2 separate regions of the Homo sapiens genome follow, and region 2 is linked to region 1. Evidence: chromatin contacts called from ENCODE Hi-C or POLR2A ChIA-PET data. All regions are on one chromosome and are shown on one strand. Each heading gives the region's core, a stretch centred on a gene start or an enhancer-like site at or near the end of the contact. The rest is flanking DNA. Distances are from core to core; before and after follow the strand shown.

Region 1 (2,877 bases), core at 188-2,687:
TCTGTGGTTTCCGTAGGGTTGGGGAGAAGGCTACAGAAAAACGAACCCTTTCTAGTTTTGACTGTCTAGGGAGTAAAAAAAAAAAAGCCTGTCATCTTTCTGAATTAGGATATAAGACGCCTGCCCTGAAGGTGGCAAATCAGACTTCCACACGCATTGCCTTCATTTAGCCAATAGCCCGCTCTGAATGTGTATATTACGATGTGCAGTTTCATTCATCAAGGGGATTTCGGGCTCCAGCAGCACGCAGCCTCCAGTCTTGAGTGACTCCTGGGCTTTGGCTCAGCAGTAACTCCTCCATAAAAACAAGTGTGTGCATCTGGCTGTTAGAAGAATTCATGCTCATCCGGGTAAGGATAAACTGGAGAAATTATTCCTTTTTTTCCCTTTGGGTGGTTTTGAGGTTTTAGAAAAATTGATCCTCTCTTTGAGAAGAGTTCAGAACTATTTGTCTGAAGTTTTTCCATCCAAACTGCTTTATCGTATTATCCACTGTCTTACCCTTTTCCTGTGAAATCTACCCTCTTCAAAACATAGTTTCATTTTCAAATTTTAAAAGATAAGATTCCATTTTTCTTTCCGTGCATGAAACTTTAAAAATTAAATCACCACAGTTGCTACTGGCTTAGAAGTGGGGTCTTATATTTTTAGGAAGTATACTTTAAAAGTTAGGCAGAGGGGAAATCTATGTTTGCATTTGATTTATGAAACAGTGACTGTTACATTAAAGGGCGGATTTTCAGACATACTACTTGATCTGCTCTGACAAGCTATGAGCTCTCTCTCTCTGCCACTTTTCTCCCGAACTGTGTTCTAATGGTGGAATCAGCTCATCTTTTTTCCTTAGGCATGTGGTTTAGTCTGTGTACATTCAGCGCGGTGGCATTTTTCTTGAAGAAGTGACTAAGGCTTCTTGGATGAATTCTGTCTTTGAAAGAGGTAGTAGAATTGCATCAGAAAGGCATTTACAGTAAATGGCTACCCCCCCTTCCTGTAATGACCGCATGTGAAAGAATGCATTAATTCTTGTTTTGAGGAAATGAGAGTTGTAGAGTTCTATGAAAAACTCCCTTTTTTATCATTAGTTAGCCAGGTTTGAATGTTCACATTTTAAAAATCAGGCTCATTTTGTGCTATCTAAATAAAAGTCACAAAGATACAGCTTTCCACTCCATGTTCTATGTGGAGTAACCAATCATCCTGAACTCAAAAAGAGGAAATTATGTTGAATATGGCTACAGTTAATGGCATAAGCCTAAACTAAATTAATTTCTTCATAGTCTTTTTTTATATTAAGTTACTGTGCTTCCTAGCTATGTTGCTGATTTGTCCATCAGGATTTGATTCTCAGTGCGACGGACGATGAAGACTAAAAGGAAACTCCCATAGATGATCTGGTCAGGAGTTCTCATGGAAGCAGTACCGCCCCCTAGGTGACAGAGTGGAAATTTATGAGGGTATTCTGGTGGTACAATGAAGGATTTTTCTGGTTTTTTTTTGAGATGGAGTCTCACTCTGTTGCCCAGACTGGAATGCAGTGGTGTGATCTCAACTGACTGCAACCTCCGTATCCTGGGTTCAAGCAACTCTCCTGCTGCAGCCACGTGAGTAGCTGGGATTACAGGCCCAAGCCACCACACCCAGCTAATTTTTGTATTTTTGGTAGAGACGGGGCTTCCCCATGTTGGTCAGGCTGGTCTCAAACTCCTGACCTCAGGTGATCCGCCGGCCTCGGCCTCCCAAAGTGCTGGGATTACAGGCATGAGCCACCTCGCCCAGCCTAATGAAGGATATTTCATGAGTGAGAGCGAGAGAACTTAATGTCCCACAGTAGAAAAGAGATAAAGAATTGCCCTGTAGTACACATGACTTTCAGTTATCCTGTTGGACATTCGTGTAGGGAAAGATCAGTTTATAATTTTCTGAACCTAGACTTTATTTTTTCATAAAAATGCAAAATAATTTTTGCATACTTTTAATATACACAGAATAGATTCATTTTCATTCTCTGGTCCACCTATACTACTTCTTTCATTTTCCTGCACTTTTAATATGGAAAGCTTCTAATCTGACTTCTCTTAAATACAAGCTTCTTCTTTATAAGTAAGTTACAAGCATCTATTTGATTACATAGTTAATTGTACCTGAAAATTATTTATATAATGAAATGTGAAGTATTTTTTATTATAAATTGCTTCTTTTAGATTATCTTTTATGTACATTTAGGATATTCATGTTTTAAAGCTGCATGTACAGTAGTTAATATTATCAACAAATTTGATTTTAGAGTAGTAAATGGGACATGACAGAATTTTTTTGTCATATAAAGAGAGCTATGAGAATAATGGATAGGGTTTTGAACCAATGAACCAATCCGTGCCTCAGCGTTTAAGGAAGGAGGGTATGCAAATTACCCAGATAGGAGGGATGCTTATCTTCTTCATGAAGTTCCCCAGGGAAGATTTCACGTGTACCTCATTAATTTGTATTAGTATTTTGAAATCTTCATAGTAAGCTAGTTCTTCTGTATTAATATTTTCTAGGAGTCTTCATATGTCACTCTAAAAACATGACCGGGCCAGGTGCAGTGGCTCATGCCTGTAATCCGAGAACTTTGGGAGGCCGAGGCAGGTGGATCACTGAGGTCAGGAGTTCAAGACCAGCCTGGCCAACATGGTGAAACCCCGTTTCTACTAAAAATACAAAAATTAGCTGGGCATGGTGGCAGGTACCTGTAATCCCAGCTGCTCGGGAGGCTGAGGCGGGAGAATCACCTGAACCCGGGAGGCAGAGGTTGTAGTGAGCTGAGATCGTGCCATTGCACTACAGCCTAGGCGATAGAGCAAGACTCTGTCTCAAAACAAAACATGGCCAGGC
Region 2 (2,877 bases), core at 133-2,632, 540 kb before region 1:
GATGAGGAGGAAGACACACACCTCTAGTCCGGTCTGCCGGTGGCCTCCAGCAGCACCACAGAGCTCCAGACCAACCACCCCAAGTGCCGTTTGGATGGGGAAGGGAAAGACTGGGGAGGGAGAGTGAACTCCGAGGGGTGTCCCCTCCCAATCCCCCCAGGGCCTTAATTTTTCCCTTTTCAACCTGAACAAATCACATTCTGTCCAGATTCCTCTTGTAAAATAACCCACTAGTGCCTGAGCTCAGTGCTGCTGGATGATGAGGGAGATCAAGAAAAAGCCACGTAAGGGACTTTATAGATGAACTAGTGGAATCCCTTCATTCTGCAGTGAGATTGCCGAGACCTGAAGAGGGTAAGTGACTTGCCCAAGGTCAGAGCCACTTGGTGACAGAGCCAGGATGAGAACAAAGATTCCATTTGCACCATGCCACACTGCTGTGTTCACATGTGCCTTCCGTCCAGAGCAGTCCCGGGCAGGGGTGAAACTCCAGCAGGTGGCTGGGCTGGAAAGGAGGGCAGGGCTACATCCTGGCTCGGTGGGATCTGACGACCTGAAAGTCCAGCTCCCAAGTTTTCCTTCTCCTACCCCAGCCTCGTGTACCCATCTTCCCACCCTCTATGTTCTTACCCCTCCCTACACTCAGTGTTTGTTCCCACTTACTCTGTCCTGGGGCCTCTGGGATTAGCACAGGTTATTCATAACCTTGAACCCCTTGTTCTGGATTCGGATTTTCTCACATTTGCTTCGTGAGATGGGGGCTTAACCCACACAGGTCTCCGTGCGTGAACCAGGTCTGCTTAGGGGACCTGCGTGCAGGTGAGGAGAGAAGGGGACACTCGAGTCCAGGCTGGTATCTCAGGGCAGCTGATGAGGGGTCAGCAGGAACACTGGCCCATTGCCCCTGGCACTCCTTGCAGAGGCCACCCACGATCTTCTTTGGGCTTCCATTTCCACCAGGGACTAAAATCTGCTGTAGCTAGTGAGAGCAGCGTGTTCCTTTTGTTGTTCACTGCTCAGCTGATGGGAGTGATTCCCTGAGACCCAGTATGAAAGAGCAGTGGCTGCAGGAGAGGCCTTCCCGGGGCCCCCCATCAGCGATGTGTCTTCAGAGACAATCCATTAAAGCAGCCAGGAAGGACAGGCTTTCCCCTGTATATCATAGGAAACTCAGGGACATTTCAAGTTGCTGAGAGTTTTGTTATAGTTGTTTTCTAACCCAGCCCTCCACTGCCAAAGGCCAAAAGCTCAGACAGTTGGCAGACGTCCAGTTAGCTCATCTCACTCACTCTGATTCTCCTGTGCCACAGGAAAAGAGGGCCTGGAAAGCGCAGTGCATGCTGGGTGCATGAAGGGCAGCCTGGGGGACAGACTGTTGTGGGAACGTCCCACTGTCCTGGCCTGGAGCTAGGCCTTGCTGTTCCTCTTCTCTGTGAGCCTAGTGGGGCTGCTGCGGTTCTCTTGCAGTTTCTGGTGGCATCTCAGGGGAACACAAAGCTATGTCTATTCCCCAATATAGGACTTTTATGGGCTCGGCAGTTAGCTGCCATGTAGAAGGCTCCTAAGCAGTGGGCATGGTGAGGTTTCATCTGATTGAGAAGGGGGAATCCTGTGTGGAATGTTGAACTTTCGCCATGGTCTCCATCGTTCTGGGCGTAAATTCCCTGGGATCAAGTAGGAAAATGGGCAGAACTGCTTAGGGGAATGAAATTGCCATTTTTCGGGTGAAACGCCACACCTCCAGGGTCTTAAGAGTCAGGCTCCGGCTGTAGTAGCTCTGATGAAATAGGCTATCCACTCGGGATGGCTTACTTTTTAAAAGGGTAGGGGGAGGGGCTGGGGAAGATCTGTCCTGCACCATCTGCCTAATTCCTTCCTCACAGTCTGTAGCCATCTGATATCCTAGGGGAAAAGGAAGGCCAGGGGTTCACATAGGGCCCCAGCGAGTTTCCCAGGAGTTAGAGGGATGCGAGGCTAACAAGTTCCAAAAACATCTGCCCCGATGCTCTAGTGTTTGGAGGTGGGCAGGATGGAGAACAGTGCCTGTTTGGGGGAAAACAGGAAATCTTGTTAGGCTTGAGTGAGGTGTTTGCTTCCTTCTTGCCCAGCGCTGGGTTCTCTCCACCCAGTAGGTTTTCTGTTGTGGTCCCGTGGGAGAGGCCAGACTGGATTATTCCTCCTTTGCTGATCCTGGGTCACACTTCACCAGCCAGGGCTTTTGACGGAGACAGCAAATAGGCCTCTGCAAATCAATCAAAGGCTGCAACCCTATGGCCTCTTGGAGACAGATGATGACTGGCAAGGACTAGAGAGCAGGAGTGCCTGGCCAGGTCGGTCCTGACTCTCCTGACTCTCCATCGCTCTGTCCAAGGAGAACCCGGAGAGGCTCTGGGCTGATTCAGAGGTTACTGCTTTATATTCGTCCAAACTGTGTTAGTCTAGGCTTAGGACAGCTTCAGAATCTGACACCTTGCCTTGCTCTTGCCACCAGGACACCTATGTCAACAGGCCAAACAGCCATGCATCTATAAAGGTCATCATCTTCTGCCACCTTTACTGGGTTCTAAATGCTCTCTGATAATTCAGAGAGCATTGGGTCTGGGAAGAGGTAAGAGGAACACTAGAAGCTCAGCATGACTTAAACAGGTTGTAGCAAAGACAGTTTATCATCAGCTCTTTCAGTGGTAAACTGTGGTTTCCCCAAGCTGCACAGGAGGCCAGAAACCACAAGTATGATGACTAGGAAGCCTACTGTCATGAGAGTGGGGAGACAGGCAGCAAAGCTTATGAAGGAGGTACAGAATATTCTTTGCGTTGTAAGACAGAATACGGGTTTAATCTAGTCTAGGCACCAGATTTTTTTCCCGCTTGATAAGG

What was found. A loop is a pair of places that touch in the nucleus more often than their neighbours do. ChIA-PET counts read pairs that join two places held with the same protein, here RNA polymerase II (POLR2A). Pooled maps may share reads with other maps.
Region 2: a loop to region 1 is called in a pooled map, with 3 times the contacts of the local background. The contact joins two enhancer-like sites. A Hi-C loop is called at or near these places in 2 of 37 single-sample maps with no recorded cell type and 5 of 50 pooled maps. POLR2A ChIA-PET finds 5 or more read pairs at or near these places in 2 of 52 experiments (activated CD4-positive, alpha-beta T cell and activated CD4-positive, alpha-beta memory T cell).

Annotation. Positions count from the first base shown.
Region 1 is chr7:130,958,596-130,961,472 of GRCh38, reverse strand. All of the region lies in intron 5 of LINC-PINT (long intergenic non-protein coding RNA, p53 induced transcript), which reads left to right. Among named protein-coding and RNA genes, the nearest start is that of LINC00513, 47 kb to the right of the region's middle. RefSeq lists enhancers at 218-307, 861-950, 277-1,476. Within about 2 kb of position 1,437, at least 16 of the 41 ENCODE cell types and tissues checked have a DNase peak (open chromatin) inside an H3K27ac peak, as active enhancers do.
Region 2 is chr7:131,501,461-131,504,337 of GRCh38, reverse strand. PODXL (podocalyxin like) reads left to right here. Exons shown (of 9, transcript NM_001018111.3): 9 at 1-2,877. The coding sequence ends at 27. Among named protein-coding and RNA genes, the nearest start is that of PODXL, 54 kb to the left of the region's middle. Within about 2 kb of position 1,382, at least 15 of the 41 ENCODE cell types and tissues checked have a DNase peak (open chromatin) inside an H3K27ac peak, as active enhancers do.